2 separate regions of the Mus musculus genome follow, and region 1 is linked to region 2. Evidence: chromatin loops called from intact Hi-C (ENCODE). Cell type or tissue: left cerebral cortex. All regions are shown on one strand. Links, peaks and the distances in the headings refer to the core of each region. The heading gives the core; the rest is flanking DNA. Region 1 overlaps Dchs2 (dachsous cadherin related 2). Region 2 holds the start of Gm10710 (predicted gene 10710).

Evidence for each region. Hi-C counts contacts between places; a loop is a spot of excess contacts. Peaks named below come from ENCODE experiments on the same cell type or tissue, not always from the same donor. Only the 100,000 strongest peaks of a DNase experiment are listed, where the experiment ranks them.
Region 1: a loop joins it to region 2, with 2.0 times the contacts of the local background. A loop is called at or near these places in 13 of 42 quality-filtered maps.

What each region holds. Positions count from the first base shown.
Region 1 is chr3:83,212,474-83,228,912 of GRCm38, forward strand. The region is part of intron 1 of Dchs2 (dachsous cadherin related 2); the gene reads left to right. Among named protein-coding and RNA genes, the nearest start is that of Gm10710, 91 kb to the left of the region's middle. In left cerebral cortex, for the core only: a CTCF peak has its summit at 9,875 (motif pointing left); DNase peaks (open chromatin) are centred at 5,327, 5,697, 7,826, 9,600 and 1 more place.
Region 2 is chr3:83,119,639-83,136,077 of GRCm38, forward strand. It overlaps Gm10710 (predicted gene 10710), which reads right to left and starts at 9,608. Exons shown (of 1, transcript NM_001358023.1): 1 at 5,638-9,608. The coding sequence starts at 8,448. The coding sequence ends at 7,924. It overlaps Dchs2 (dachsous cadherin related 2), which reads left to right and starts at 7,889. Exons shown (of 20, transcript NM_001357165.2): 1 at 7,889-10,304. The coding sequence starts at 8,310. In left cerebral cortex, for the core only: no CTCF peak of the experiment used is centred there; DNase peaks (open chromatin) are centred at 7,637, 8,233 and 9,111; H3K4me3 peaks cover 2,198 bases.

The sequences.
Region 1 (16,439 bases), core at 5,037-13,036, 95 kb after region 2:
TTACAGCCCGAGTCTTTGGCAAGTGCCACATTTCCCTTGGGAAGAAAGAAAAGGAACAGAATGAGAGAACGAGAAGGCGAGGAGAAAGACAACAAGATTGCTTGGAGATATCCTTTGTCTTCCTATCACCTCCTGGGGATTTTTATCTGTTTCCTCTCACATCAGAGGCCCAACTGTCATGCACAATGTGAAAGCTATGTGTTTTGGTTTAGTTTATAGAAATGTCACATCCGAACTCTGAGTTGGCACTGTGTTTCGAGTCTTGGAATCGTGACTTAACAACCAGCTTTGTGTTCTGAAGTCGTTTTCCAAATATATAGAGATTCTGCTCTGAATTGGAAGGCACACAAACACATTGAATTTATTTATGTGTTTAAAGAATGATCATCGACTGTTTCCTGTCCATCTGGCGCCGTTCTAGAAGCTGGGAGGGTAATGATGGTGAAGTGTTGTTATTCTATGACAGAGGGGTGTGTGTGTGTGTGTGTGTGTGTGTGTGTGTGTGTGTGGTGGTTCCTGAATACAAAATGCTGCACACAAAGAAATAAATCCGTAAGTAAATTTCAGATGCTAAGTGCAGAGGGAAAATAAAGCAGGTGAATGAATCAGCGTCTCGGTGGGGTGTAGAGTTTACTCAGATTCTAAGATGTTGATAAAAGCTAATGTTTCGTTTACAAAAGCAATAGTAAGGACAAAGTAGGGAAACTTAATGAATTAAAGCAGAACTTGACACTTAGTAGCCCAGGCAAACCCAGAAGCAGAAGGTATAATTATCTTCAGGCCAAGACAGACCATGAAAGGAGAGTGGTCTCTAAGACTCTGCCTCAGGCTCCTGTTATCACAGGACAGGCATCGAGGAAAAGTGTCTCTAACCTTACTGGTATCCCATTGTTCTAAGTCACTGGAAGTCAGAGAGCCATAGAGATACAGAACATAATCCACCCACACAGGTCCAGCTTCTAGGGTACAGGGAAACAGGAGGAAGAAGAGTGTGCACTTTAGAGAGGCCTGAAGGTGGAGGTATTGAGCGGCAGAGGAAGTGGGCTCTCATATGGCCATAGTGATCTAGACTGGGGTGCAGTTTCAAGTAGTTCAGAAATAAGTGTGAGTGGCTGGAAAAAGAACCCAGTGGACTCAAAAGTGCTAAAAGTAGCTCAAAGTGCTAGCCATGGAAGTGTGTACACCAGAATTTAGATCCTTAGCATCTATGTAAAACTCCAGTGGGTGTGGTTAGGCACCTGGAATTCCAGAGCTCCGGGTCAATGTTAGGAGGTGACCTGGTTAGCTAGCCCAGCAGAATCTTGAGCTCCAAGTTCAGTGAGCAATCTTGCCTCAGGGCATAAAGTGGACAGCAACCCAGAGAGACTCCTAACATCAACCAGTATGCACGTGTACTCAATCACATGTGCCCACACACATGCAAACACACCTGCATAGATCATACACGCTCATATGACTAACATGCGTTTTGGAAAGATAATCAGCATTATAAAACTACACACACACACACATATAAATACACACACACACACACACACACACACACACACACACACACACACACATATATATATATATATATCAACAGTTAGACCTCCACACTCTAAGTCTTGGATCTGAAAGGTGAGGAAACGTTCTTTTGTAGCAAATATAATTGAAATTGAGCTAGTGATGACTGTTAATTGCTGGAAACAAAGAAGGAAATGCCTAAAATGCCTAAGAAACTAAAAATACCATGGACCCAAAGGCACATTTGGGACATATTTCAGGAGCAAGCTGTCACTATAGTGATGACACTGCAATCTTTTCAGAACCTGTGTAATTTAGAACAACCCCCCTTTCATCTGAACTCGACTGTGTGTAGATTTGCTATCCTTGGTCCTGGCTAGCTTCCTTCCTCCCTTTTGCTTTATTTCTTTCCTCTGACTTTCTTATTTCTGCTTTCTTAATGAATACTCGACGAACACTCACAAGCTGATTTTTCACAATTGCAAATATGGAAGCAGTAAGTCACCGCCATGGAAAGGCCAGGCAGGGGGCTGAGTGTCAGCATTGCAGAGTCCTTAAGTCACTCATGGAGGTGATGAGAATGGCTGATAGACTGAACAGTCACTGAATGGGAGGAGGGCCTCTTAGTCAGGGGACCTTGGTTTGTCTTATAGAATTCATGAGCATCTTAGAAGATGGGTCCTAAAGACTGGGTTTTACTGGGAACTTAGTTCTTTGCTGAAGTATTATGTTGCCCACCACATGTGTATGAGATTTCAACTCTGTATAATTGAGTATTTCCTTGGTGAATGGACTATAGAAATCAAGGTGTGTGTGTGTGTGTGTGTGTGTGTGTGTGTGTGTGTGTGTGTGTGTGTGAGGGGGGGGGGAGAGAGATAAGAGAGATTTTCTTTTTGTGGTGGGAATATTCTCTTTTTCTTCTTTCTGGGATCTCAGGGTTTTCTTTTTAAACTCAAAAATATGTTTTCTATGAAAGCATTCACTTCAAATGTAAGGACACAAAGTTCTAAGAGTGAGGAAATTGATTTTTAAAAGATTTGCTGTGAAGAGGGTTGGTCACAAATGTGTCAGGTAAGAGAAAAAGCCAAACCTTATCAACATACAAGCAAAGAATATTAACAAGTCATCCAATGGTTCATTTTGAGAAATCAATGTGATCAACATGAATGCATTTCACAAAACAGTTTCCAGAGACATGAAGCAGTCAATGACAGAATTGTATGAAGCAGATAAACGGTAATACAGGGAAGCTTCAATGCCTACCCTGCCACGCCCACTGAGCAGGAGGACCATGAACTGCACAGAAAACAAAAAATACTTGGCAGACCTCCAGAGAAGCATGCACACAGCAGCAGAATATGCCCAATCTTCCCAAACTCTAGTCAGCATCTTCCACTGTGGCCATGTCTTAGAAATAGAACAAGTTTTCAAAACTAGTGAAGATCATGGTTTAAAAAGTGTCTTCTCCAAGAACCTGGACTGCTGGCCTCAACAGCAGATGGAAGACTGAGAAACACATGAAAGACATGTGAATACTGTTTCAGCGCCAACATGTTCTCATTCCAACATGTGGAGAAATACAAGAAGATGTTTGTGTTCTGTAGAAATTGTAAGTAATTTCTACCAAGCTCCTATAGACATTGTTATAGAAATAAAGAAAATCTTCCTAAAATGTATCAAATTGAGAGAAGCCACAAGACTTCAACAATTGTGATGGAAGGGGCAACCTGAATCACTAAGCCCTCCCAGTACCCCCTCCCAGAGCCCCCCCCCCACCCCTGTTCCCCTTCTCCTCTGAGAGGATGAGGGTGGGGGGAGGCTGAGGATATTCCTTGAATCTGGTGCATCAGGTCCCCACAGGTTTAGGAACATTCTCTCCTACTGACGTTAGACAAGGCAGCCCTGTTGGGAAACGGACTCCATAGTCAGGCATTAGGGAGAGCCAAAGAGAAGTGAGAGACAGCCAGATGGAAGAGGGGACTAGTCAGGGCTCAGTTCCAAGATGCTAAGGTTGTTTTGGTGGGTGGGGGTGATGCAGAGCAAGGTCAGTACATTCCCAGAGGAGATGAGAAATGTGATTTTTTTTTTGGTAACCCAGAGAGCACTTCTTTACAGGTATGCTTTGGGTTCATACCATTTTCCAAGCTGATAAAGATATAACACATTTAGAAAAAGAGCAGTTTTTTCTTACCCCTACCCCCCCCCATTTTAAAATTTTGTACCTAATTAGCAATTTTGTGGTTTTTGTTTTTCTTTCTGGAAACTGAATTTCCCTCAGAACTCTTCAATATTTTCATTGGAACTTTAGAGTGTAGTTTAAAGAAATAAACCACTGCCAGGCGTGGTGGCCCACGCCTTTAATCCCAGCACTTGGGAGGCAGAGTCAGTCAGATTTCTGAGTTCGAGGCCAGCCTGGTCTACAAAGTGAGTTCCAGGACAGCCAGGGCTATACAGAGAAACCCTGTCTTGAAAAACCAAAAAAAAAAAAAAAAAAAAAAAAAAAAGCCTCTATAAAAATAGTCATGTCTTACTCTAAAAGGGTCTAACTTGATTAATATAGACAAGTTATAGATTGCTTTCTATGCAAATTTTTTTATCAAGATTCCTAAATTCCTAAAGAGTTTTGGCGCTGGCCTATTTAAATTTGTCCATTAACCATAGATCAGGTACCATCATAATATTTAAATTAGAGCAACCATCGGTTTGCAAATGAGATATTGTTAATGTGATTTTAAATGATCTAGTTAAATGTATTTCACACATGAGTATTCTAAATTTGCATTTTTATTGCAAAGACTCTGGAATCTAGATATGACAGGAGTTAATATTAAAGGTGTATTAGCATTAACTTTCTTACTTTAAACTTGTTCTTGAAGGTTAACTTCATATTAACTATATGCAGATCTGAAAATTGACTAGCAGAGCCCATGAGCAATTGCCTATGTGTGGGACACAAGGGAAGGGTCGTATTTGATGTATTCGTTGGAAGAAAAGGAAGAGTTCAGCTTCTAAATTTCTTGATTTGAAAGGAGACGGGAAGAAACGGGGGCAACCAGAAAGAGAAAATGTGGGGTATAGTCAGTCCCAGGAAAGCATGGAGACAGACTTGCCCTGCCCCACCAGCAAACCGAGGTTCTCCTGGGATGGTCACTATGGAACAAGTGGATTAATAACCAGGCTTTGTAAACACTAAAACACTCCGATATGATGAACTCTGGCAAGGTTTGCAGAAAGTACAGCATCAGAGACCAAGGGGACCGGTTTCCAGGTTGTGTAGAATACTCCACTCACGTGGCTGTGGATTATCACAGTGTACACTCTTAGCACATAAGCAGGAGACCACAGCCTGTGTGGTCATAGTGAATGGTGTGAGTGCTTTGAAATAAATACCTGGGAGCGTTACACATTCTTAAGAATTAAAACACAACCACAACAACAACAAAGCACCACCAGCAAAGCACCACTCTATTGTTAACAAGGAAAAGGTTTTGTATGACTCTTCTGGGATCAGTTAGACAAACATGTAGTCCCTATTTAGAGTTGCTACAAGACCTATGCCACTACTATGCTCCTCGAGGCTCTGAGGCTTTCTACGTGGAGCAAGTAAGAGGTGGTGTAAAAAAGGAAGAAACAAAATCAGCTTTCCACATCGGGGAACGGGGACCAGATATGAGGAACTTGGGAAAGTAGAGCCTAACGTAGATGTGACTCATCCAACTCTTATGTAGCCTCTATGTTTGGGAAGCCCCGTAGGAGAAGGATCTGCAAGCTTTCAACCCAAAGCAGTTGGATTCCTCAGGCTCAGAATTTGCATACGTTAAGTGCATGTCTTGGCAGTCCCAAGTTTCCATGGGTGTTTCCTTTTTATGTCTCATTACAAACTGCACCACACACATCAGGCCACTTCAGGACTATTGAGTGCTTTGGGAGTGAGATTGCCTTCACTATTTCCTTTAGCTTTTGGTATCCAATACATTCATAGGGAAAGGATTGCCTGTGCTTGTGACCTTTAGTCTCTTGGGAGAGATAAGTCCCCAGAGTTCATGGGGTGGGGAGGGGACACTGGAGTAGGGTATGATAATGCCCTTACCACCACAGTCACTATTATCCTAGCTCCAAGATTAGCAGAAACTCTAGTGTACTCAGTCGAGTGCAAACTGGGACATTAGCAATGTTGAGCAACAGACAGTGCTACAGCTCAGAAGAGATTCATTTTCCAAACGAAAATGTAATACATGACTCCTCTGAGAGTAAGCTGTGTAATAGGTTTGTCAGGACTCCAAAAGAGTTTCTAGGAGTAAGATGTAATGAGACGAAGGAATTTAGTCATTAACATCCATGTGTGGGATTGGTTCTCACCAGAAAAACATGACGGGGTATCATTTACACTTTAGCTATAATATAGTAACAGATATTGGGCTTGCCCCTCCACTCTAAACAATATAAAACCAAACAGACTATGTGAGACAACTGTTTCCAGGTGTTGGGCAGTAGGCAGAACGGGACTGGGGTCTTGAAAGAAAAGCAGCTTAGGAGAAGAACCATTGTCAGCTCCAGTCCTTTGACTCGGGGTAGTTTTCTGATTGTGGTGAGATGAGGTAAGACTCCAGCCAAAGGGTGGTCTTTTTGACAACTAGGCTTCAGTGTGGCTAAACTTTGGGAAAGGAGCATGACTGAAAGAGCCCCCTAGATTGGTGTTTGCTGTAGGCCTGAGGTCCAGAATTGCCACATACAAATGTGGGCAAGCTGTTGCTTTGTAGAGTACAGTTGACCAGGAAGACTTGGAGCTTGTCTTGTGTTTGAAGATGCTGAAGTTCCATCACTGAGACCAAGAGCCCTTGCTCAACAACTAGGACATTCTTTTAAGAGTATAAAAAGGCCATACCCTAAGACTAATCCTTCAAGTAAGAGTGATGGTCCTAGGACAAAATGTCAAGTCTACAAAGGAAAGCAATATAATTTAGGATATTTATACCACACATAATAACTAATGAACACTAAAATATCAACAGAAACATAAAGAAGCAGAAAAATATGATTAATTATCAAAACTTGAGCAGTAGGTACCCACCCAAATAACTACTGTTAGATTTATCAGATGAGGACCGTTAGGCAGCCATTTAACTGTGTCAGATGTTTTTAATGAAATAATGGCTCTAATGAGAACTGGCTTGTTGATGCTAGAAAACATTAGGTACTACAGAGAACATCTAAGTGGAAATCTAGAAGCGAAGAGGCTGATATCTGATATAAAGAGTCTAATCTGAATAAAGGAATGAGTGATTAATGGATCAACTAGACACACAAAGACAAGAAAAAGTGGGAAGACAGACAGACGGACAGACAGACAGACAAGGAAATAATCCCAGCAACATTCCTCTTGATACATAAGCACCTATAGGACCTCTTCTCATCCAACAATGAAGAGCACACAAAGGTGACAAGGACACATAGGATGTTCACTGTAGATCATAAAAATCTCAAACACTGAAATTATTAAAGACATGGACTATGTACTGTGACCACATAGATTTAAATTCAACCAGCAGCATTAGATAAAAGCCGAGCATTCCAGAGTGAGCTGACAATCTACAATAAATGATGTGTCAGGGAAGAAATAAAAAATTAATTGGAAAATATTTTTAATTTAGTGATAAAAAAGCACATTAACTTTGCGATATGCATTAAAATCAGTTAATAGACAAATATTATGTTATATATTTTAATAAGAAAAAAAGATACAAGGAAATAAATTGAAGGAAGGAATTGTAAAGAGAAAAGCTCATAATTGAGAAAATATAATTCGGGAAAATTAACACAGGGAAGGGTCTTTGAAAGGTAATACATTCAAGGAGAACCTTGGAAGAACAACCAAGAAAAGGAGAAAATGAATTATCAGTAGCAGTAATGAAAGAGGATGCAATTATGGAGTGAGGCACACTGAACATATACGATGCAAGATTACATATCAATAAGTTTGACAAGCTACATGAAATGGACGAATGGGTAACTATAGAACTGATGCAAAAGGAAAGAATAAATTTGGTAGCTCCAGTGTACTTTATATGGGCAACATTTATAATAATGACTCATCCCTTTATTCAAATTACCAGCTTTGGATGTAGTAATAAATTCTATCCTACATCCAAGAGAGAATTCACACCAATAGGTGTTAGTTATGGTTTAATATGGGAAAAAAAATCAGAGCTAACAGACTTGCTAGGCAAATATGACTACTTGGCTCTCAATTTTGTATGCTTCAGCCCATGGTGGATTTGGAACATTACTTTTGGACATGTGGCAAAGATGGTATGATGTGGGAGGGTGACACATCGCCTCAGCCAGGAAACAGAGTAAGAGAAGAAGCCAGGATCCCAATGTCCTCCTCAAGAGTGCGTTTCCAAGGATCTCACATCCTTCTATGAGCAACAAACTCCTAAAGTTCCAACCCCTCCCAGCAGTATGACAGTTCATCTTAAATGTCCAACATGCATGAGCCTTTGAAGAACCCTTATGCAAGCTATAACACAACCTCACAAGGTAAGGAAATGGAAGATAGAATGTTTCTCTACATAATGCTAACATGCAAAGGGCACCGAGACAGTGAAAATAAACTAAATCATAACTAGTGACCTTCATGAACAGATACAAGAGTCTGCATCACAATATTAAGAAATTAACCCAATGAAACAAAATTGAAACCAACTGGAGTCTTAATACAATGTATGTAACCTTTAAGGCTAATGGAGAGGGTGGGAGATGGCTTAGTGGATTCAGTGTTTGCTGCTGAATCTCACAACTGTGAGAACTGGAGTTCCAATCCTCTGAGTGGAAGTGAGGTTGAAAGGCATGAGTTCAAATAATGAGCCTCTTATTCTCTAGCATTCTATGTGGTTAGGAGAGCACAGACTAGAACCTGGGAGGGATGGGAGAGACCCTCACAGTAGCGATGTGTATAGAGGAGCAGGCAATATAAGATCAACACAGCCTTGGAGTGAAGAAAGGATTTTGTAGCTATAGAAATACAAAGCTTTGAGAAAGGAGGAAAGATACCTAAGAAGGATTTTGAAGGTGTTTTATTTTGAAGAAATAGAACCCTCGTTACTTCTTGTTGCCTTCAGGGTGGATTTGTGTTTCCTCTAAAATGCCATCATGAAGTGCTGTCATGTTTCATCTATGTGTGCGAATACTTGGAATGGTAAAGGCTTTGGGCAGGATTCACAAGCATTTTCAGCTCTCTTCTGTATATATTAAACTCACCCTACCATATCATGGGGAGTGGAGATCATGGGCAAGCCCCAGGGAGTACACTTCTGGTTTCTTGGTAACCTGGCCTTTGAAAGCAGTTCTGTAGCATCCTTATCAAACAGGTGGTTAGACGATGCTTTGGCTGAAAAAAAACACTGACTTCTCAGCTGGATCAAAAGATAACCAAAGCCAGGATGAAAGCAAGCCAGGCACTTCTGCCCTCATCTCGAATCTGTCTCCTTTCAGCCAGGTCACACGAATAAGCTAATGTCCTGAACCCTTAGCCACCATATATTGCAGGAAAAACAAAAGCCTATGTGACAGATGACTCCCTCCAATAAGGTCAATTTCTGCAAGGGTGAGGCTACATCTAGAGCACAGTGGTCCTGCCCTGTCCTGAATCTACTTTGTTCCTTCAAGCAATTAGAACTTCTTGGGCCCACCAGAGGAGCATTGAGCTCATGACCAAGGAGGTCCACACCTAAACCAGGCTGCTTGAATTGTAAATACTTCATGATTCCTAGAGAGAGCTCCTGCCAATGCCTTGCTAGGAGCCACAGAGGACAACCTTACTTGTGCCTCTTTCCCGTGAAGCCACAGCGAGTGACTCCCTTCCTCTGCTTTTCACTTTTCATGGTTACTCATCTTGTTAATTGGCAGATTGGGAACAAACAAGTGGAAGAGCTTGTCTTGCTGGTGGTGTGGAAGCCGGGGCTTTAGCCCTAAAAAATCATGGCTATCCTTACAGCTCTCAACCATAACGTCTGGTCTTGGAAGCCTTGTCACTTTGAAAGCAGATCTTCTGGGGTTTGTAAGTAAAACATACTAGTGTTTTCTCCACGGGTTGCCTGCGTAGGGAGGAACGCCCTATGGATTTATGTGTTCTTGCAATTCATTCACAGCAGCTTGGAATTCCCTTTCTGCTCCTTTGCTCCCAGAGGGACCCTTAGGTTTCTCGAGTTGAGTGGAAACAGCTTGAAGCTATGGAAACCTCAGCAGAACATTCAGAGCCCAGCTGGAATTGACTGTAGGCTGCTCAGCCACCGAGGACAGCCATTAGTTAGGATGGATTCAGCTTTGGGGTATGGATCTCTTTGTCACCAACTCCCTCTGCTGGCACCGTGTTTTCTCCTCATGACTAAACCCTGTTCCTCATCAAATATGATTTTTATCTCCATGCGGTCGTCTTAAAAATAGCAACTCCAAACCAAAACAAAATGTGTTTATTTACCAACATAAGGGCTCCATGAGAACTGATGGCTTGCAGGGCTCATTTTCCATTCCCCCCCTTCCTGCCTCTGCCCATCACAGTTCCAACTTTCCTGCTGCCACGATCTGTGGACCTCTAGATCTGCACCGCACCTCAACACCTCATTGTCGGGTTCAGCCATGGAACATCTCTCACACAATGTACAGTCTCTCTTTGTTAAATATAAAGTACTTAAAATATGTATCCATTTAAACTGTCACTAACTATTAACAGATTTGTGTGCTTATGAAGTTTTTTTTAATTTAAAAATTTTTTGGCAGATTCCAATGTCAGAATCTCACATGCCATGTGATTTAGAAGAATGGTTAAAATCTAAGGGGAGGGTGAGTAGGTCAAAGGCTGAATGGTACTCAACTGCTCTAGGAATGATACCGTAGTTAAAAGCAATCCAGAATGGAGCATGGAGGTTGTTCTCAGGCATGACAGTCTATTTACAGCCCTGTTTCTGCTTTCAGTCCTCCCAAAAGGCAGATACACCGAGGACTCATGTCCACACATTTGGTTCCTATTCCCTGCCCATTTAGCAGGAAGCAGATTCAAGTGGAAAATACAGTCTTGCCTATGAAGTTTGTGATGTAAAAGGAGAGCCTGTCTGTCCCTCTAAACCTTTTGCCAGGGTGTGATCTGGGATTGGCAGACCTCTGCTGAAGAGTCTTTGATTTTCAGAGAACATAATGAGTTCGGGTAGTCGTGGTGGGCTTAGATTTGAGTAGGAACAGGGAATTGTACTTCTTTACGCAGTAAGTTAGTGTGACATTATGGCATAGTGGTAGTGCTGGGGAAAGATTATTCTGTATGACAGTATGATAGGGGGTCATTCAGGGCTAGGGCTGGATCCTTCTGTTTGATGTTATGATGGGCTGATAACCAGGGTTGGGGAAGGATCCTTCTGGATCTCAGGGGAAGGAGGATGACTAAATACGCCGTTGTCATGGGGACAGCATTGTAAAATGAGAAGCCTGTAGCCATTATTTCCCACAAATGGTCTGCAAAGTTTTGAACTCACTCTGTGTTGTCATCACATTGTTTGGGACATGCCTCATTCTGTCTCCAACAGTGATTTATTGATCTGTGGAGGAACATTCTGGAACCACATAATCTGACAATAGAAGGATTAGGGTTCGATGGACAAAGTATGGTGGGAAGGACTGAGAATTAGTAATAATAACTGAGCATATCGCATACTTATGATAGACCAGGCATTGACTACTTCTGTACACTCTTTCCTTTCCATCTTTACAGGAAACCTGAGAAGGGGCAATCAGCTGCTGATAAGCCTCATTTGACACAATTCATAAATGACTGACTTCAGATTCAAACTCCTGTCTGAGACCCCTGTTCTTTTAGGGCATAGAACACTTTGTATGTGTTGATTGTTTATTCCAATAAAATTAAGATCCAATCAGATATCACTGATCATACTCTATGGTCTGAGGGGGACGTTCACCTTAGAGTCTTTAAAGAAATTAGACAATCCTGTTTCCGTTGAGGTTTTTTCCCTCAAAGAAAATTGAGGTGTTTCAGCTCCAGTAGCCACCCTCTCCTCTTCAGCTCAGCCCTGAGCTATTCATAAGCACTTCCTTTTCTATTCCCCCCTTCCTTTTTTTCATTTTTTCGAGACAGAATTTTTTCTTTATGTAGCCTTGGCTGTCCTGGAACTAGTTTTGTAAGACAGGCTGGCCTGGAACTCACAGAGATCCCCCTGCCTATGCCTCCCAAGTGCTGGGATAAAAGACGTGAGCCGCTGTCTGGCCTCCATTTTAAATTAATTTCTCTTCTCACTTGCTGCTTTTTTCCATACCGTTTTATTCTACTCAATGCACATATGAGCCAGCTTCCTGATGTGTCAAGTTTTTGTTATCCATTCCTAGGGGTTGCGGAGAACGACAGAAAAGAGAAAGCTTCCTCCTGTCCATGTCTGCCACCCCCTCATTTTGAGAAACCATTGCTTCGAGAGTCTGTGGTTTAGATTTGGTAACTGCAAAACATGGGTTTAGGGAGATGATATTTTAAAAACAAAACTACTAATACAAAGTGAAATCCAACTTTGGAAATGTTAACTGTAGAATGGGAAAAAAAATCCTATTGTTAGGCATGACCAGGCTTAGAGAGCAGAGGAGAGAGGCCTTGAAGGAGGAGCACTGTCTAAAAGAGGCCATCTTGAAACTGAAGGACCGTCATAAGCTGTGGGAGGAAAATAAGATCCGGTAGGATGCGTAAGAAGTATAAGCATTTTTATATTTTAATGATGCAATATTTTTTTAAACTAAGCCCATTTCCTAAATTGGGTCAGCTTTAGAAAACACAGATCATATCGGTGGAGTCTCTTCTTGGCTGTAGAATTTGTATCACAGACATCCACTAACTTTATTTCAGACTTTTGGCCCAATTTACAAAAGAAGTTGAGAACAGAACTAGAGGAAAAAATAACCAGTCATTAAGCCCTAGTCCAAATGGTATATGTGGATTAAGTAGGATTTGAGAAACATGGAAGAACTTTTGCCTAATAAATATTCACTCATATAACAGTTTATGTTCTCTCCCTGTGCCAACTTTTATGGACTTTCAAGTGTCCTACTTGACTGTACATTGTACTTCTTAGTGTGAGCCCCTCTCTAACCTTAGATCCTTCTTTGTCTCTTCCATTCCTCATGGATGTACAGAGCCATGGCTCTTACGCCCCTCACCATCCAGGCTGTTGCTTTCACTGAGTAGCAAGGGTTTGGACACATAAATAAATTAAATCCAAGAGGAACAGCATTGGGATAAGATGGGGGAGTGATGTGAAAATGTAGAGGGTGGGAAGAGCTTTCCAGCTGAGGTCCAGGGGAAGCTCAGAGGCAAGCTGCACTGGGTCTTCCTCCTCACAGATGTGGATTAGGGGTGGGAGTTACTCAGCCAGAAGTGGAGCAGGGAGGAAACACCACACTTGAGGCAAAGCCCGGAACAAGCACTAACAGTGGGCTTTGCATTCAGATGGGACCCTGGCATTTAAAGGACTGGGAGGAGACAGACTATAAAAGGTCTGGGGACACCTTTAGAACCTTGAGACCAGAGGAGTATAAGCAGTGGGCCTGCAAATGCCTTCTCCCTCCTGAGTTCACAGCCAGCTGGGGGGTGGCCAGCACGAATAGGAGTTACAGAGCCACCATGGTCATAGTAAAAACAAATCGGAGGCTACACTTCCAGAGTGGTGGCCCAGCGGGATCCTAATACCTCTGCCTGAGTGAGGAGGTCCGTGCAGGATTCTTTCACGGGAGCAGACACGGAGCACATGTCAGAGAGCAGGAATGCCTCTCTCTCTCCATTCTTCTCTCTTGTATCTTCCTCCCTGACCCAGCTCCTCCCTGCCTCTGTATCCCCTTTTCTTTCTTCTAACCCATCCCACTTACCCTTCCCTTGTTCCACATTTATTGTCTTTATATTTTATCACAGCCATTGACTTTGACACGTGGAGAAAAGCATAGCCAACGACAGGCATGGCATTCATATTTGAGAATGAACTCCATGATTTAAAGGGGAGGGAATCTGAAAAGGAAATCCCAGCTGGGCCTCAGATAACTTCTCCCCACACTAGGATTCTAGTGAACCACAAAAGGACAACTGTGTCCTCCACCCAACTTGTGAGCCTATAAAATGCTCACAGAAACTTTCCTCTTGAAAACATAGGGAAGCACATGAAAAGTGTCATCAACACACTCTGCACACAGGAAGCTTGGTCAGTCTGCGGTACTTCCTGCCTCTGAGCTCCTTCTGGTCTTCAGTGAGCAGCTCTCAGGACCACAAGTCCCTCATTCTCTAGTTTACTCTCCCACTTGCCCCATTTTCTGTCTTTCTTTGCTTAGAACATTTGTTTTCCAAGAAAACCACTCCCGTATTTCTGTGTAATCGTTAAGATAACTCCACTCGGCTGTCTTTGCCACCATGGTGGGTTGTGGGGCAGTCAGGTGAAATGAAGACAGGTGGGAGTCCTCTCTAAGAGTGTCTTAGATGGTATTCAGATGGCCCAGAGCCTTAAGTCAGGACAGTGCATGGAAGCTTTGTGTGTAGACGTACTGGAAGAATACACCTTTCTTGGGGTGTAAAGGATGCCAAAAAGAGCCAGATTCTCAAAGGAGTTACAACCCAGCAGGAGTTAAGAACATCCGTGTTTAAATGAATAATTACGAGCACATTGTGACAAGTATGTGTCATGCAATCTGAATAATGAAAAATGTCATTAATATTGTCCCCAGTACATGTAGCCTCATTTAAAACATAGACTTATCTATCTCCGTGAAGAGAGTGACTGCACCAGCTAGCGGCCCACACAGTGGTCTTTCTTCCTTCTCATTGCTACGGAGTCCCTACCTTTCAACTCTCGTTCAAATGGCAACATCCTCTGGGTACGTTCCTAATCCTTCCACCTGTGTCAGCTTTGCTCCACTCCACAGCTTCTGTCCTGCCATGTTCAGCCATGTTGGGGGCCCAAAGTTGAGGTCTCAGGGCCTCAAGAGATGAGGGCCTGAGACCTCAGATACTGTAAGACAGTGACACTTATTTAAGTGTTTCTTTCTAAGTTGTTTTGCCGGTTGTTTTATAGCAGCAATAGAAAGCCGAGTACCCCTCCATGGCAGGAGTTTGGGCTTAAGAGCAATTTTAGACACTATCAGCATTCAAGATCACTGATGGCATTGGGATAGGATTTTGCCACTAAGAAATAATTCATCTAAAACAGCCATATGAAGAGGCTATTCTTCATACTGTCTTTGTTTCACCTAAGTATGTACTAGAATATGAAACCCATCAACCAAAAGTTCCATGCCTTGCCGTTGACTGAAAAAGTCATGAAATGAGTAGACCACCATATCAGTGGGGTTTCAGGCAGTATGTAGAGGGTCTACCTCACAGGAAGTGGGCTTTGCACTAAGTTTCTCTTAGGAAACTATTTCGAGTAACACGAGGGATCTCCTCCCACCTAAATGTCTCCTAGGTGTCCATTCCTCAGCTGCCAAGTCACCGTAATGCTTTTAGGAGTGTGTGGTGTCTGGATGAGAGTAGCTCCCATAGACTCACTGTTTCTATTTGTGGAAGTGTTTGGGCAGGATTAGAGGTGGCCTTTTTGGGACAGAGGTGGTCTTCTTGGAGGAGGTGTGTCTGGGAGTGGACTTTTGAAGTTTTAAAAGCTCACACCAGGCCCAATTGCTATCTCTCTGCCTGCAACCTTTGAATCAGAAGTAAGCTGTCCAGCTGTGCCTGCCAGCTGCTGTGCTTCCCGCTGTACTGATCATGGACTCAGTCTCTGAAACTGTAAGCCAGCCTCCAGTTAAATATTTCCTTTTATAAGTTTCCTTGGTCATGATGTCTCCTCACAGCAATAGAGCAGTAACTGGGGCAGAGTATGGTACCCATTTCTACTTTATACTTGCTAATATCACGTGTTCTTACGTTGTCGATTCTCAAAATCATATGAAGCCATTAGGAAAACTATACAAAATTCAGTAAGATGTAGTAAAATTAAAGGACCAAAAAACCAGCACTTGAGAGGCAGAGGCATATGGACAGTTGGAAGATAGCCTGGTCTACATAGAGAGTTCCAGGATTGCCAGAGCTATGTAGTGAGACTAGATCAAAAAACAAAAAATGAAAACAAAACAAACAGATAAAAACAAAGAAGGAAGGGGGAAAGAAAGAAAGGGGAAGGAAGGAAAGGCGGAAGGAAGGAAAGAAAGGAAAGGGAAGAAACTCAGAGAGAATGTGGAGTATAGCAGTGACGTGGAATCAGGAAGAACATAGTTCCCAGAAGCTGACTGAAAAGCCAAGTGCAAGAGATAAAGCTGACCCATGCCTGATGCTGACATCAGGAAGAGCCCTGCTAGTGCAGAGAGGCAGCAGGTGGCTTTCCCCGACCACGGAGACTGTTTCCCTATACCTCTGTATAAGCAGAAATGTAATAGAAACAACTTAAGTGGTGTGTTTATAATGAATGTGCAGGTCTGCAGAAGTGACAGGATGCAGCAAGGCGGTGCAGCCCAGGCTACCGTGCCCCTTCCCATCTGGGACAGCTTTGTCCTCCAAGAAAGTGGAACTGCTCACATGAGCTCAGGTTTCCAAGCAGCTGTGAAACCTGGAGCTGTTAGCTGTGCTCTAGAAGGCTGGGGTCACCGCTGTCACCTCAGAGTTTGTATTGCCCTGGTACCCGCTTTGGTCTGCGTTACGGCTTTGCAAGCCAAGAGATCCTACTTGAGTTTACCCTGCCCTATCAGCGCTTCTTTCTTGGACTACATCCTTCCAGGGTGAGGACCTCTGTGCTCAAACCTGGCTTCTCAAACCTGGCTTCTCAAAGTACAAGTAGGAGCAGCAGGCCTGAAAGCCCAGGTGACATGAGTCAGATTTACGGTCCGCATTCTCCCCACCCCCACCCCGAGAGAAA
Region 2 (16,439 bases), core at 2,999-10,998:
CATTAAGTGTCTTCCTCAGTTGCTAGCCATCTTATTTTTTTCTCTTTGTAGAGAGCTTTTAATTAAAATCAAGTTCATTTAAAAAATAGTTATTTATTTCTCAGTGATTTTTATATATGTATTCCATGTGTTTTGAGCAAATCAACCCCAGTTCTCTTCTGTCAACTTCTTCCAACATTGCCTTTGGGCTTCACATACTCTTCTCTTTTTAATCACTGGGTGGGTGGAGCTTGTTGCTGGCAGTGTGGGTGTGGGTGTGTAGCCATCCACTGGAGCACAGCAACTTTCCTGGGGACACATCCCTGAATAAAATGGGTTCTTTCTCTTCTAGTAGCTATCAACTGCTGGTAGCTCATCAGCTGGGGGCAGAGAATTGTGGGGTCTTCTCCCACCATGTTGGAATTTTAACTGGCTTGATCTTATGCAAGTTTTATACCTGTAGTGTCAGAGATGCTGTGGATTCCTGTGCAATGGGTCTGCCTTGTCGATGAAGCAGTTTGGCAGCAAGATTCTGAAATCTCTGGCTCTTACAATCTTTCTGTGTCTTCTGCAGTGATTCCTGAGTCTTGCAGCAGGGGTATGGGAAGCGTGTCCATTTTGTTTTCTGTAACAGCGTCTCTCACTGAATCTAAAACTCAAAGCATAGCTAAAGTAGCTGGCCAGCAAGCCCCAGAATTCCATCCCTCTTGTCTCCACATCCCCAGTGCTACATTACTGTATCATTGTGCCAGGCTTTTTACAGGGATGCCGGGTATCTGAACTCAGTTCCTTATGTGTCTATGGGACACACTCTGTAACGTATAACAACACAAAATATATGTATATTGAACACAGGGTATAAAATTAACTACAAAGTTATTTTTATGTTAAAAACAAGCTCTGTATTGGTTAGGATTCTCCAGAACTTATTTCATCTATTTAAATATCTCTCATTTTATCTGTCTAGATATCTCTCTATTTATATATCTATCTACCACCTATCAATATGGTATTATCTACCTATCAAATACTTATCTATCATCTGTCTGTCAATCATTTAACTATCAATTATCCATCTACCAATCCATCATCTAGAACTCAAATGTCTATCTATTTATCTTAAGCACTACTAGTTTGTTTTAAGTAATTGGCTGTCTTGACTTTGGAGCCTGGTAAGTCCAAAATCTATTTGCTAGCATGGTAGTTTGGATGTGCAATATTCCCCAACATGTGTTTAAAGCTTTTTCCCCCAAGGCGGTGCATTTGTAGGAGGTAGAGTTTTAGCCAGGGAGACCCAGTGGTGGGGGCCCTGCACCTCACCAAAGGGTGTGGTCTTGAAGGAGACTCTGGCATGCCAGAGGCTTCTTTGTTTTGTTCTTAGCCCTGTGTTGGGAATCTTTCCTCTGCTGTATACTCACTCCATGAACTGCTACCTCACCCACAGCCACAGGACCAACTGATGATGGACTGAAACATCAAAAAATGTGAACTAAATGTCTCTTTAGATAAGGTAATCATATCAGGCATTTTATTATAGTGACAGAGAACTGACCAACATAGGCACTTTAGCATGCTGGAAACTCAGTGGAGATTTATATGCTACAATTTTGAGGCAGAATACTCTTTTCTGTTTGGTTTGAAGGGCCTTCAAATGATTAAGTGATGCTCCCACCCCATTATGGAGGAAAGGCTCCTAACCTCCACAACCCGATTATAAATGTTGATGACATACAAAGTAACTTCACGGATCCCGTGCCACAGCGCTCTATACCCAAATACTGCCGGGAGAGAGCTGGTCTCCCAGGAGTGCAGACACACCTGTGAGCACAGGTAGGACCACCACTTCTGCTCAAATTCCTGGCCCAAGAGACACCTACCCTGAGCCCTCAGAACACAGGAACCAAGGAACAGTTGGGGACAGGTTTCCATCTGTACCCTGGAGCTGACCATGTGCCACAGCTGTCCATACCCAAATTCCTTCTGGAAAGAACTGGTCTCTCAGGAGTACTGACACACAGGCTTGCAGGAGAAACAAGCCACAGTCAGAGACAGCAAGACCAACTAACACCAGAAATAACCAGATGGCAAGAGGCAAGGGCAAGAACATAAACAATAGAAACCAAGGTTACTTGGCATCATCAGAACCCAATTCTCCCAACACAGTGAGCCCTGGAGACCCCAACACACCAGAAAAGCAAGACTGATTTAAAATCACATCTCATGATGATGATAGAGGACTATAAGAAGAACACAAATAACTCCCTTAAAGAAATACAGGAGAACACAGGCAAACAGCTTGAAGCCCTTAAAGAGGAAACACAAAAATCATTTAAAGAATTACAGAAAAAGAAAACCAAACAGGTGAAGGAATTAAACAAAACAATCTAGGATTTAAAAATCGAAATAGAAATGATAAAGAAATCACAAAGGGAGACAACCCTGCAGATATAAAACCTAGGTCAGAGATGCAAGCATCACCAACAGAATACAAGGATAAAAGATTGAATCTCAGGGGCAGAAGATACCATAGAAAACACTGACATAACAGTCAAAAAATTGCAAAATGCAAAAAACCCCTAACCCCAGACGTTCAGGAAATCCAGGACACAATGAAAAGACCAAACTTAAAGAAAACAGGTACAGAAGAGAGTGAAGATTCCCAATTTAAAGGGCCAGTAAATATCTTCAACAAAATTATAGAAGAAAACTTCCCTAACCTAAAGAAAGGGATGCCCATGTACATACAAGATGCCTACAGAACTCCAAATAGAATGGACCAGAAAAGAAATTCTTCCTGTCACATAATGGTCAAAACACCAAATACAGAAAACAAAGAAAGAATATTAAAGCAGTAAGGGAAAAGGATCAAGTAACATATAAAGGCAGACCTATCAGAATTACATCAGACTTCTCACCAGAGGCTATGAAAGCCAGAAGATCCTGGGCAGATGTTATACAGACCCTAAGAGAACACAAATGCCAGACCAGGCTACCATACTCAGCAAAACTCTCAATTACCATAGATGGAGTAACCTAAGTATTCCATGACAAAAACAAATTTACACAATATCTTTCCACAAATCCAGCTCTACAAAGGGTAATAGATGGAAAACACCAACATAAGGAGGGAAACTACATCATAGAAAAGGCAAGAAAGTAATCTTTCAACAAACCTAAAAGAAGACAGCCATACAAACATAAAAATAACATCAAAAAATAACAGGAAGGAACAATCACTATTCTTTAATATCTCTTAACATCAATGGACTCAATTCCCCAATAAAAAGACATAGAATAGCAGACTGGATATGCAAACAGGTCCTAACAGTTTGCTACATACCGGAAACACACCTCAGTGTCAAAAAGACATTACTTCAGAGTAAAGGGCTGGAAAACAATTTTCCAAGCAAATGTTTCCAAGAAACAAGCAGCAGCCATTCTAATATCAAATAAAAGCAACTTTCAACTAAAAGTTATCAAAAAGAGTAAGGGAGGATATTTCATATTCATAAAAGGAAAAATCTACCAAGAACAACTCTATTCTGAACATCTATGTTCCAAATGCAAGGGCGCCCACATTCATAAAAGAAACTTTACTAAACCCCAAAGCTCACATTGTATCTCACACAATAATAGTGGGGGATTTCAACGCTCCACTCTCATCAATGGACAGATCATAGAAACACAACCCAAACAGAGACACATTGAAATTAATGCAGTTATGGACCAAGTAGATTTAACAGATATCTATGTCATCCTAAAACAAAAGAATATACCTTCTTCTCAGCACCTCATGTTACCTTCTCCACAACTGACCATATAATCGGTCACAAAACAGGCCTCAACAGATACAAGAAGATTGAAATAATCCCATGCATCCTATCAGATCATGACAGACTAAGGTTGGTCCTCAGTAGAAATAAAAACAACAGAAAGCCCACATACACATGGAAGCTGAACAATGCTCTACTCAATGGTAACTTGGTCAAGGAAGAAATAAAGAAATTAAAGACTTTTTATTATTCAATGAAAATGAAGGTACAACATACCCAAACTTATGGGACACAATGAAAGCAGTCCTAAGAGGAAAACTCATAGCTCAGAGTGCCTCCAAAAAGAAACTGGAGAGAGCATACACTAGCAGCTTGACAGCACACCTGAAACCTCTAAAACAAAAAGAAGCAAATACACCCAAGAGGAGTAGATTGTAGGAAATAATGAAACTCAGGGCTGAAATCAACCAAGTAGAAACAAAAAGAACTATACCAAGAATCAACCAAACCAGAAGCTGATTCTTTGAGAAAATCAACAAGATAGATAAACCCTTAGCTAGACTCACTAGAGGGCACAGGGACAGCATCCTAATTAACAAAATCAGGAATGAAAAGGGAGACATAACAACAGATCCTGAAGAAATTCAAAACACCATCAGATCCTTCTACACAAGGCTGTACTCAACAAAACTGGAAAACCTGGATGAAATGGACAATCCGGGGCCAACCGAGGCTCCTTCGGCGCTGCCGTATCGTTCCGCCTGGGCGGGATTCTGACTTAGAGGCGTTCAGTCATAATCCCAGGCAATCATTTCCTGTGGCCACTCTGTCCCCTCCATTTCCACAAACATGCTGTCTATCCCAGCCACTTATTTATTTATTTATTTATTTATTTATTTATTTATTTATTTATTTATTGCACTTTGCCCAGCTTCTGTTCAAACTCATTACATCACTATACTGCTATCCGTGGGAAGGCAGAAGACAGTGTACTTAAAGGAAAGGTCAGATAAAAATAACCATCGGAGGGCTCAGTAAGTGACCACAGACCTGAGGGCAGAACTATCCAGGTTCAGGGACCACCGAATCACTCACTGCCTATGTGACTCTGGTCTTGCACTGTATCTGAATCTCAATTTCTTTACCTGCAGAACAGGGCTAATCATTACAAACTTTGTCCCAATGGTCTAGATAGCATTTGATGTTGTAAACTTTTTGTTCCAGCATTTTATAACTATTTGTTCTATTTAATTATCACAGTGCAAAGAACTGTCTTCAGTCAAGGAGGAAGTGATTTTCAGGATGGCCAGCCCATACTGATACCTTGTAACACCAGGGAGGATTTGCCCAAGCCTTTCTAGCTGTGATAGTTTCTGCTCTTCATTGTGGGGGTTTTACATCCTCTTCCTTCAGACACTCTGGGCCCTGAGAAGTGAGAGCTGAGATTACAACTCATCTCCTAGAATGTTTCCCCACATAAAACAAGACCGCAGGCCAGCATCAGGTGATGCAACCCACTCGAATGCCTCTCTTAAAGTTCCCATCATCCTTGTATTGCTCCCACTTAAGAGAACAGAAACTTAGCAAAACTCAATAACTTGCCCTACTTTATAGAGCCAAGTGAAGTTTCACCAGCTGCAAAGATAAAGGGGATTGCCACTCACACCACGATTTTTTCCCTCAAAGGCTCAGACATTGCCTTGTCTCTTTCAGGGCTGTGCAACCACATTACCCAAAGAAGCCCTCTCCTTTTCTTTGGAGAACTGGACTTTCAGTCTAGAAATCTGTTCAAAGCATTCAGGGATGTTACTGAGATGTTACTGGGATTGTGTGTGTGTGTGTGTGTGTGTGTGTGTGTGTTCCAATAATAAAACCAACAGGAAAACAGGTTTCCAAAGCTTTATTTTCCCATTTGTTCAAAACTAAACCTCTGTTAACAAAGTCCGTGTCAGTGCCATGTGCAGGAAGAAGATCCGCTTTTTCTCTTAGTGCCAAGGAAATATTGGACGATGATAGTTTCACATAAGCTGAAAAGGTTCAAAGGAGATTCACAGGATGAGTAAAACCAGCAAGGCAAAGCTGGGACTCAGTACAGTGAAGGACCTCAGGGCCAGTTACTCTTTAGTTGTGGTTTCCAAGTTCCAGTTTAAAAGTTCATCCATTTATCTGCCTATCAGTTATTCCAGCCACTGGATACATACAGTGAAGAGTGATCTACTATTCACCAAACACTCTCTCAGACTCTCTCATGGGGAGTGGGTTAAAGCAGCGCTTTAAGTCTATGAAGAGGGTAAGATTGGAGTAATAGACCAAGCAGATGAACCAAACAAGCTGATCTCAGGTACTTAAAGGCACTTTGAATGAAATAGAATGTGAGGATCTAGGTTTACCCTCCCACTAGAAGGAGGGTAGTCAGGGAGATGTCCCCTCAGTTGGCATCTTACATGAGACCTGAAGGAGAAGGAGCCTGTTTGGGGGGGGGGGCAAAAAGAGATCTAGACAGGGAAGCTCAACAACTCAAAGATTCTTCAATGAGCAGGGAAGAAGAGCAAGGTGGGCAATTTAGGAAGGAGTCTGAAACAAGAAGCTATCATGTAGGTTCTGAATAGGGGTTAAAGGCTTAGTGTTGGCTTTAGAAACAGTCTGAATGCTTGGTGGAGAACCACCTCAGAAGGGACCAGTGGTGGCAGTAGTTGTGGTGCTTTGTAAGACTCCTGATGCCTTTGCATTAAGTTGGAAAGAAGACTCCAAAGGCTCAAGCCTGATCTCCCAAATGCTTAAAGGCACTTGATCGATAAAAGGGAGGCTGACATTATTTTAATAGCATCTCTGGTTACATACAACACTGCCAAGAAAATCATTTGATTATTATTTTTTCAGGGGTACAGGTTGGTGTGGCTGCTAATTAGCAATGGCATGCATAGGCCACTCAATATAAGAAGGCGTTTCACTGGGGTTTCTGGGGAACTGTATGCTGGCCTTTTGGTCTCCCCCTAGCACAGAACAGTATCTAGGAAATTAATTCTTCCTTCTGGCTGAAATGCAAAATTGCAGAAACCTTTTGCTACATATGGCTGGCCGCTCTCAAGAGAGCAGACTCCTCTGGTGGAGCATACTTTATTAGAGGCCATTTGTCAGTTTCCATCTATAGCTGTGGATAGCAGGAGAGAAGCCCGAGACTACACAGGCTGAGGTGAATTGTCTTTGGATTCAACCCTAAGCTACTTTGGAAGAGCTATCAGATCCCTGCAAGGTTCTTCTCATAGGGCTGGAGGTAAAGCCGTGTGCTGGGGCTTATGCCACAAGGTCAATCCGCACATAAATCATCATCATAAAATATGCTGGCAGGTATGATGGCGCTGGATGCCTAAAAAGGTCCGCAAGCTCCATCCATTGTTGTCATCACAGGTGGCAGAGGGGAGTGACAAGACACTAGCACGCTGCTAAATAGTAGCTCGGCATAATAAAGCGTGCCATGTGTGTCACAGATTTTTTCGGGATTTCTGGAAGTTTTCTTTCTCCTTTCTTCTTCTTCTTTTTTTTTTCTCCAAGTTCCGCCTTCCCTGCTTTACAGTCAAACTGGCCCCAGCTGTGCATCTCCTTTTGACTCCATCTGTCCTTCCGCTGAGGAGGTGGGGTTCTCTCGCCAAATAGAGAGCACAAGTTTGTCTCCTTAAAGTGACCATATAACCCCCACCTTACATGGAGCCATGGGCAGGCTCGCTGCAGGGGCTGTTCTGAGGATGGAGAGAGCGAGCTTAGGGGCAAGCTACTGGCCTCTTCCCTAACCCAGTACACTTTGCACGCAAAGCCAAGCCAGACAACCCCATCAGCGTCACTGTCTGGGGCTGCGTGTCCATCCGGCTAGCCGTTTTTTAGTCCTTCTACAGAACCGAGGCTCGCAGGTTGGAATTCATCCCGGTGCGAGCCGCATCACGCACGGGGAGGGGACTAAGGAGTAGGAGGCCCAGTCAGAGGGGGCTCCACGGAGTCCCCAGCGCCGGGAGACGCGGGAGGTGGAGTGGGGTGGGTGGGGGAGCGGCCGCCCCTGTAGCAGTCTGCTGCCCGAGCGGCCCCTCCCACCGTTCCTCCCGCCCCGCGCCCCCTCGGCCTCCCCGCCCTTTCTCCACCCCCTTCCCGGCCGGATCCCCTTCCTCTCCGTGTGCGCGCTTTAAATAATTTCCTCCTTTTTGGCAAAAGAAATAATGCACCTGACTTTACCAGGGGGAAACAGCCAGCCGAGCAGAACAAGGAACAGATGTAAAAGGAATAGAAGAAGAGAGAAAAAGCGATGGGACTCCCTTAAAGACATCCAGAGGCTGGAGAGGTGGCCGCGGAGGCAGAGGCAGCTAGAGCCGCCCCCGCCTGCGTGAGCTGCGGCCAGAGGACGTCTGCACCAGTTGCAGATGCCACCTTGGGAACTCCCGGGTCTTTTCGTTTGTTTGCCAAAGTCTTTTCTTCCCTGGCTTAATACTGAAGAGGCTCCTGGGTTGCTCTGAGATCCCAATACAAGCTGGCAGCTAGCCGGAGCCTTCTTCCTAAAGAGCTGGAGGAGAAATGAGCCCTGCTGGGCGAAGGATGGGTGAAGGGCGTCAGCCGGCTGGGTCACCCCGTGGGCGGCCCCGCGGCGCCGGGGCGCAGAGCTCCCTGCTCCGGCTTTTCGTCCACGCCTGGCTGTGGGCAGCCTCGGGCTCATCTGCCCAGGTGTTCAACCTCAGCCTCTCGGTGGACGAGGGGCTGCCCCCAGACACACTGGTGGGTGACATTCGCGCGGGGTTGCCAGCAGCTCAGCAACAGGATGGGAATGGCTTTTTTCTTTCGGAGGACTCGGATGACTCCCCGCTGCTGGACGACTTCCACGTGCACCCGGACACTGGTATCATCCGCACCGCTCGGCGTCTGGACCGCGAGCGACAGGACCACTATAGCTTCGTGGCCGCCACGCTGTTGGGAGAGGTGGTACAGGTGGAGATCCGCGTCAACGACGTGAACGACCATTCCCCTCGCTTTCCCCGCGACTCCCTGCAGCTGGACGTGTCCGAACTCAGCCCGCCCGGGACAGCGTTCCGCCTGCCAGGAGCCCAGGACCCGGACGCGGGACTGTTCAGCATCCAGGGCTACACTTTGCTGCAAGCTTCTGACATGCCCCAGGATCCCACAGGACCCTTCTTCCAATTGCGCTATGGGACGCCGGGGTTACCGGCGTCGCCTTCCCTGCCGGTGTCCTCATCACCGCTGGAACCCTTAGACTTGGTGCTGCTGCGGCGCTTGGACCGAGAGGCGGCGGCAGCGCACGAGCTGCACATTGAAGCTTGGGACGGTGGCAGCCCTCGGCGCACCGGCCTCCTGCACGTGCAGCTGCGTGTGTTGGATGAGAACGACAACCCGCCAGTTTTCGAGCAGGGCGAGTACCGCGCCACAGTACGTGAGGACGCCCAGCCGGGCTCTGAGGTTTGTCGCGTGCGTGCTACTGATCGCGACTTGGGCCCCAATGGCTTGGTACGCTACAGTATCCGGGAGCGGCAAGTGCCCGTGGCGAGCGCAGGTGGTGGGCCACTGGGCGATCCGGGTTATTTTTCTGTGGAGGAGCTGAGCGGCGTAGTGCGGGTGCAAAGACCTTTAGACCGGGAGGAGCAGGCCTGGCACCAGTTGGTGGTCCAGGCCCGCGACGGGGGCGCCGAGCCAGAGGTAGCCACCGTGCGCGTGTCCATTGACGTGCTGGACGTGAATGACAACCCTCCTGCCATCCACCTGCTCTTCCTCACCGAGGGAGGTGCGGTCCAGGTCTCTGAGGGCGCCCACCCAGGCGACTACGTGGCTCGAGTCTCAGTGTCCGATGCCGACGGTGACCCAGAGAAAGAAGAGGAGGCTGCAGGGGTGCTTGGTGCACGCCTCCTTGGGGCGGGCAGTATAAAGTTGTCCTTGGAAAGTGGGAACGGAGTCTTTGCGCTGCGGCCCGGTGGTCCACCTGGAGTATTTTTCCTTTGCATCGAGGGCCTCTTGGACAGGGAAAGCCAAGATCTATACGAGTTAAGACTAGTGGCCACTGATGCAGGGTCCCCGCCATTGAGCACGGAGGAGTCGCTGTTGCTCTGGGTCTCGGACCTCAATGACCAGCCACCTGTCTTTAGCCAGGAGCATTACTGGGCCTCCGTGTCTGAAGCCGCTGTCCCTGGCACCTCGGTGGTTTGGGTCAGCGCTTTAGATGCTGACCAGGCGGGCACTGATCACGCCAAGCTGCGATATGAGCTAGTGCAACTCTCAGATCCCTGCCAGTCTGAGGCTCTGTCACCCGAGGAAGAGTGTGTGCCATCCTTCAGCATCAATCCCGACAACGGTTTGATCAGCACCATCCGAGCTCTAGACAGAGAGGTCCAGGAGACAGTGGAGCTGAGAGTGGTGGCCCAGGACCTTGGAGAGCCGCCACTTTCTGCCACCTGTCTGGTGACCATTACAGTGGATGATGTGAATGACAATGAGCCCGTTTTCCGGAGGCAGGTGTATAATGTCACTCTCGCGGAGCATGCTGCAGTTGGACATTGCTTTCTGCAGGTGAGGATATCAGGCCTCTGGGTCCCGCTCAAGGCCGAGGATGGATGCTGAGGATGTAAATGTGTCTGGGATAATGTGACATAGGTGCTTGTGCCCCGTTGCAGAAGCAAAGACACCTTCTGCAGACCCTCCAGTGAGAGGCGAGAGAGCTCATTATCTAATCTCCAAAGCTTTGGGTCATGTCTTGGCCCTGTGATCTCTAAGGTCCTTTCTCCATCACAGTATACGTTTTTCTTGGAATTTTCTTCTGGGACCCCAGTTTCCTTCACATTGGATTTCTCCCAAGTCCAGTTGGGAGGCACTACCCATTGCCCCAAAGCAGATCTCAGGCTGTAGGCAATGCCATACACTTTTGAGAACTTTATATGGTGTCTCAGGACTCAGGGTAGCCTTCTCTTTTTCAAACATTGAAACCCTTCTGAGTGACTATCTACCTCCGAAGTCCCTCTTACTCTCTTTCCCACCTGCTTTGGGAGTTTACCAAGGTTATGGATGACATCAAGTCATTGTAGCTATCACGTTTGTGGGCTGAGAGCCTCCAGTGAGGACTTCAGTGCTGGACGGGAGGAGACTCACTCAGTACACCGTGGTTGTCCCAGGGCCTGGGCTTTGCTATTTGACTTGGGTGTGTTCTTGAGAGTTCTTGGGATCCCTCCTGTGCTATCAGAATGCTGTGTTCTGACTTTCAGGCTGTCCATCCTTATCGCTTCTCTTATTCTTACCTGACGTTAGATAAGCACATTTCCAGGACTGACTTAGTCCCTCCAGGATAAACTGAAGAAATAAGGAGGTGAAAGTTGACTGGCTGCTGGACTGAGTTTAGGATTTAATTAGCACCCATGTCTGTGTAGATTTCAGACCTCTGCTCTGAACTCCCGGCTTTACAGTTACAACGCCTGGGCTTTAGCTTTTATAAAGTACACTCCTGGTAACCTTAGATAAGCGAGGCGCTTCTATATTGTAAAAATGGGTTTTCAGTGTTGCTGATATCTTTTTAGCTTTGTAGTTAACAGTACTCTTATCCCTTCTCTAGCTTCTGGAAATGTGGGTCATGACCATATGGGGTAGTATGAGAGAATATGGGGACTGTAAAAAGTGTAACAACATCAAAGGTGTCTAAATTTCCCAAGATAAAAAATTAATTCAAAATGAACCTTCCATGGAGTCAGAGGGATTCCTGGTACCCCTCATCAGTGTTACATCATGTGACTTCACTGCAGTCTTGCTTCTGAGCACACAGCTTGTGTTCTTGGTATTGCATGTGCTTGCAGATTACATAGCACTAGCGAATGTCACCAGACACACCGGCTCTCAGTCTGAGACTCTCATTTGGATTGTGGTATTTATTTTTTAAATTTTTATTAATTTTTACTATATATAGAAAATTTGCATATATAATATATACCTAGTCAATATATATTTATCAAACACATATTTAATAAATATAAATACATATATCTTACATAATATACTATTATATAATTATTGTTTAACAAAGATTCAGGGTCTGTTGTAGCCAGAGTTAGCTTTGAACTTCCTATGTAAGCTTCTACCTCTCAAGTTGTGGGACTACAGGCTTCTAGTATCTCCATTTTTGCTCTTATAAACATACTGCTTTAGCTACAGAAAACAGGTACTTTTAACATTTCCCCACTGTTATCCTTTAATATGTAGACAACAAATTAGTATATCATTGGATTGTTTTGCATTAGAATGTTTGATTTTAAAAGTTGCTGTCTGAGTTGTTGACTTTCATTATGACTTTCCAATGAATTTTGACTTGGGGTTAGCAGAAAATTTACAATAATTTCTAAAATGGTTGTCTTAGTTAGGGTTTTACTGCTGTGAACAAACACCATGACCAAGGCAACTCTTATAAGGACAATATTTAATTGGGACTGGCTTACAGGGTCAGAGGTTCAGTCCATTATCGTCAAGGCAAGAGCATGGCAGCATCCAAGCAGGCACGGTGAGAAGGAGCTGAGAGTTCTACATCTTTATATGAAGGCTGCTAGTGGAAGACTGACTTCCAGGCAGCTAGGGTGAAAGCCTTAAAGCCCACACCCACAGTGACACACCTCCAACAAGGCCATACCTCCAAATAGTGCCACTCCCTGGGCCAAGCATATTCAAACCATGACAATGGTCTTAGATATACATCTGCAATTTTGTTGTGTGTATTTCTATGAAGCTATATTCTCAATACTGATGATTACAAGATCAAAATGTGGATCAGTTCTGAAAAACACTGAATATATTTGACATCCTGCAGTATCAAACATACAGTCAGGGCAAATTCTCTGTGCAAAATTAAACAAGAACACCCATTGTATTAACGTGAGAAAATTGGTTTTGTCTTTAATACATGTTAAAATTATCTGCCAAACAACTACCTTAAAATAAATTTACTTATGAGTCATTATCAATAGATGGTTATCCTCCATACCTATTTGTATACATAGAAGCCCAGGGTATTATAAAGATGTCACGTGTGGTGCAGCAGTTTCCACTGTAGCTGATCATCAGTTTGCATTTATCCATAGGAGGCTTGATAAGCAGTCATTCCTCACGACTGATATGAACAAGTCCACAAGTGTCAGTGACTAACACCACCAAAGAGTGTTTCATCTTTTTGAACCAGAGTCTGATGTCACAAAGGATAGAGGTGATCATCTGCTTAAGGTGGAGGAAACCTTGACAGTGATGGATTAATCCCACCAATTATCCAGAGATCAGCCATGTAGACTCAGGAATACTGCAGAAAAGGCTGAGACATGGAGGGGGCCGTAGATGCCCAGTGTCCAAAGATAGTCCCATCAGATTTGAACTATGACATCATGATAGGGTAAAGGTTAGATAGGGTAATTCTCAAGACTGCTTCTACTTGGGAGGCTTGATGGGCTTGGCATGATACTAATAAAATACAGCTTCGTTTGCAGGAGAAAATATGGGCTCACTGTGACTGTTTTGATTAGAACCTATCAGTAGAGTTGCTTCTAACACTACAGTATTCTGCCACCGGGGATAACTTTATCCCCTCCCATCTCCACGTGTCCTGGATCCATTACGGAGGCTCATCTGGGCTCAAGCTGCAGCTTTGACAGTTTTCCAGCTTTCCCAGTGCTGCTAGAGACAGTATGAAATTGTGCTGATTGGAATTCTGGAAATTCCAGGGATCTGTATAGCCATTGAAGAGTGGTTGAGACCCTTTACCTTAGACTCTAACGGCTGCTCTTAACTAGCTGCGACTGCCTCCTAAACTCCAGGGTGTTTTCTTTCTGTGTTTTTATTCTCCCTTTCTTCCTTTCCCTCACCCTCTCCTCGGTTTCTTCAGTTGTTAAGTATAGATGCTTACTGCATAATCCAGAACTCACTATCTGCCTTAGACTTTCACACAGTGGGGTTAAAACTGGGTCAAAATAACCCTTTCTCTTCATAAGCTGCTTGTCTTGAGTATTTTGTTACAGTACTGGAGAGCTGAGTATGGCAGCTCTGTGGGCCCTTGCCTCAATGCCTTTATTCCTTTCTCCATACCTCCTCCTTATGGAGAGCCCCTTCTTAATAATATACTACCCAGAGTTCCTGTCAGTGTCTTAGTGTTCTGGTCTAGATTAAGGCTCCTCAAACTTTCCCAATGGTCGCTTCGTTGTTCTGAGGAATTTTTATGAGCTCTGGGCATATAGTTGTATAAGTAGACAAATTAAACATCTACTGATAATACATTATAAAATAATTGATCGTTACACATATACTTTTGTCATTTATTAAAGAAAAAACATATTTACGTAATAAGGGGATGAATGTGCCTGGTTAATTTTACATAAAGAATTAACTCTTGGGTGCATATTTAATATTGCAGTATGTAGAATAGCTTTAGTGTGTTTTGGAGTTGATCCATGGTTTGGTCTTATAATAATCATTGCTGAGAATACTGCACAGCATAAATAATGGAGCACAAGATGGTAGAAGCATGTTTAGGCTAGTTAGAAAAGAAATTCTTTCTTAATCTCAAGCCAAAACCCATTGAATGTGAAAGTCAAGTCAGCAACGTAGTCAGCAGTTTTTAAAGTTAAGCATTCTGACACCAAACAATGCGATTTGTTCATGCTAAGGAATGACGGGAGGAACATATTAAAAGCCTTTGTTTTCTGTAATTAAAACATTATGCTTCTATAAGACTAGACAACTTTGTAAGAACAGCAAAAAGCCCCGCTAGCACACAACAGTCTGGAATGCTAGCTGAAGTGTTTCAGGCAGGATTTGTGGGTGCTGCCTGGGGTCTGCCGGGTGCAGTGCAAGGTGCATTTACCACCAGAGTTGTAGTGACGTTGCCCTTGCCACACGGGTGATTGCTGTCACAGACTCCCTGGACTCATTACATGTTGGATTTTCAGGTAACCTTTGGTGGCTGTTGCACATTTAGCAACCTTAGACTTATGCCAAATGTTTTGTGATCCCCACATTGAATTATGGGACTGCGTGGGACTGTGATACACAGTACAGAAAGCTGTTGTTTTGACAGAGAGGGATTCACTCTGAGACACCACCAAGTTCAGGTGCCTAACCTGAGAGTATTTTTTTCTCAGTTTACCAATGCAAAAACTTCAAAACCTCAGCCTAAAAAAAAAAAGACTCCCTCTGCTGTAATATGAGCTGTGCTCATGGCTTCTACTTACAACCAGATCTTAAAACAGTATTAACCACAGCCCACAGCTCTTATACCAGCGTTACACTAGCATGAGCACAAAACTACTACTTTATAGTCCCAGGAGAATCAGGAGAATTCATCCACTAACTAACTCATTTATTTAATCAAACAGTGTGATGGTTTATATATGTTTGGCCTTGGCAGTGGCACTGTTAGGAGGTGTGGTCTTGTTGGAGTAGGTGTGGCCTTGTTAGAGGAAGTGTGTCACTGTGAGGAGTGGTCTTTGAGACCCTCCTCTTAGTTATGTGGGAGCCAGTCTTCTCCTGGCTTCCTTTGAATGAAGATATAGAACACTCATCTTCTCCAGCACCATGTCTTCCTGGATGCTGCCATGCTCTCACCTTGATGATAATGGACTGATCCTATGAACCTGTAAGCCAGCCCCAATTAAAGATTGACCTTATAAGAGTTGCCTTGTCATGATGTGTCTTCACAGCATTAAAACCCAAACTGAGATAGTCACATCCATTAAATAAAGCATAGCAGATGAGTATTTACCGAGTAGTACTGTTTACATGGCAGAACAGATCTTGGTGCTGGGGACATAGTGGGAATACAATAGGCAGGTCTTCTGGGGCTTGAGGCCCAGTGCTCTGTCTCTCTTCCTTGTCAGGCTCCTGGCCTCTACTTGGTACCCATTGCCCCCTGGTCTGACTTTCCTCTGACACTGTGCTAAATTCTGCCTACCACATCCAATGGGCTCTTCAGTCTTCTGTGACCTTGCTACCCCTGGAGTGTTCTGGACTTGCGCCTGCCTACTTCCCCCTTTCTGGATGCATCTGTCCCCGCACACTCAGGATAGCAGAGACTTTCCTGAATCATCTGTCTTCATTTTACCCTCTTTTTAAAATTTACTTACTCTCGTCTTCAATGTCCCAGAAGCCCCCTTTCCCCACCTAAGGATCAGTCTCTTATAAGCTTCTGAGTCATGGATGTGTGTGTGTGTGTGTGTGTGTGTGTGTGTGTGTGTGTGAGCGTGTGTGTGTGTGTGTGTCTGTGTGTGTGTGTGTCTGTGTGTGTGTGTGTGTGTGTCTGTGTGTGTCTCTGTGTGTGTGTGTGTGTGTGTGAGAGAGAGAGAGACAGAGAGAAAGAGAGAGAGAGAGAGAGAGAGACAGAGACAGAGACAGAGACAGAGATCTGGTGGGTATGCATCTCCGCTGCATGTATTTGGCATCTCAGACCTAACATTTCCCAATTTAAATGTATTTCTTTCCTGCTTCCCTTGCTTTCCTTCCCCCCTCCCTTACCTACTTTAGAACTCACATCTACTCAAGCACTTTTAGCAAAAATCAGACAAAAGCAAACGAAAAAAGAACATGAAAAAATTCTTTCCTGACTATCCTCTAAGGCAGCAGTTCTCAGCATTTCTAATGCTGTGACCTTTTAATGTTGTTCCTTGTGTTGTGGTGATCCCAAACCATGAAATT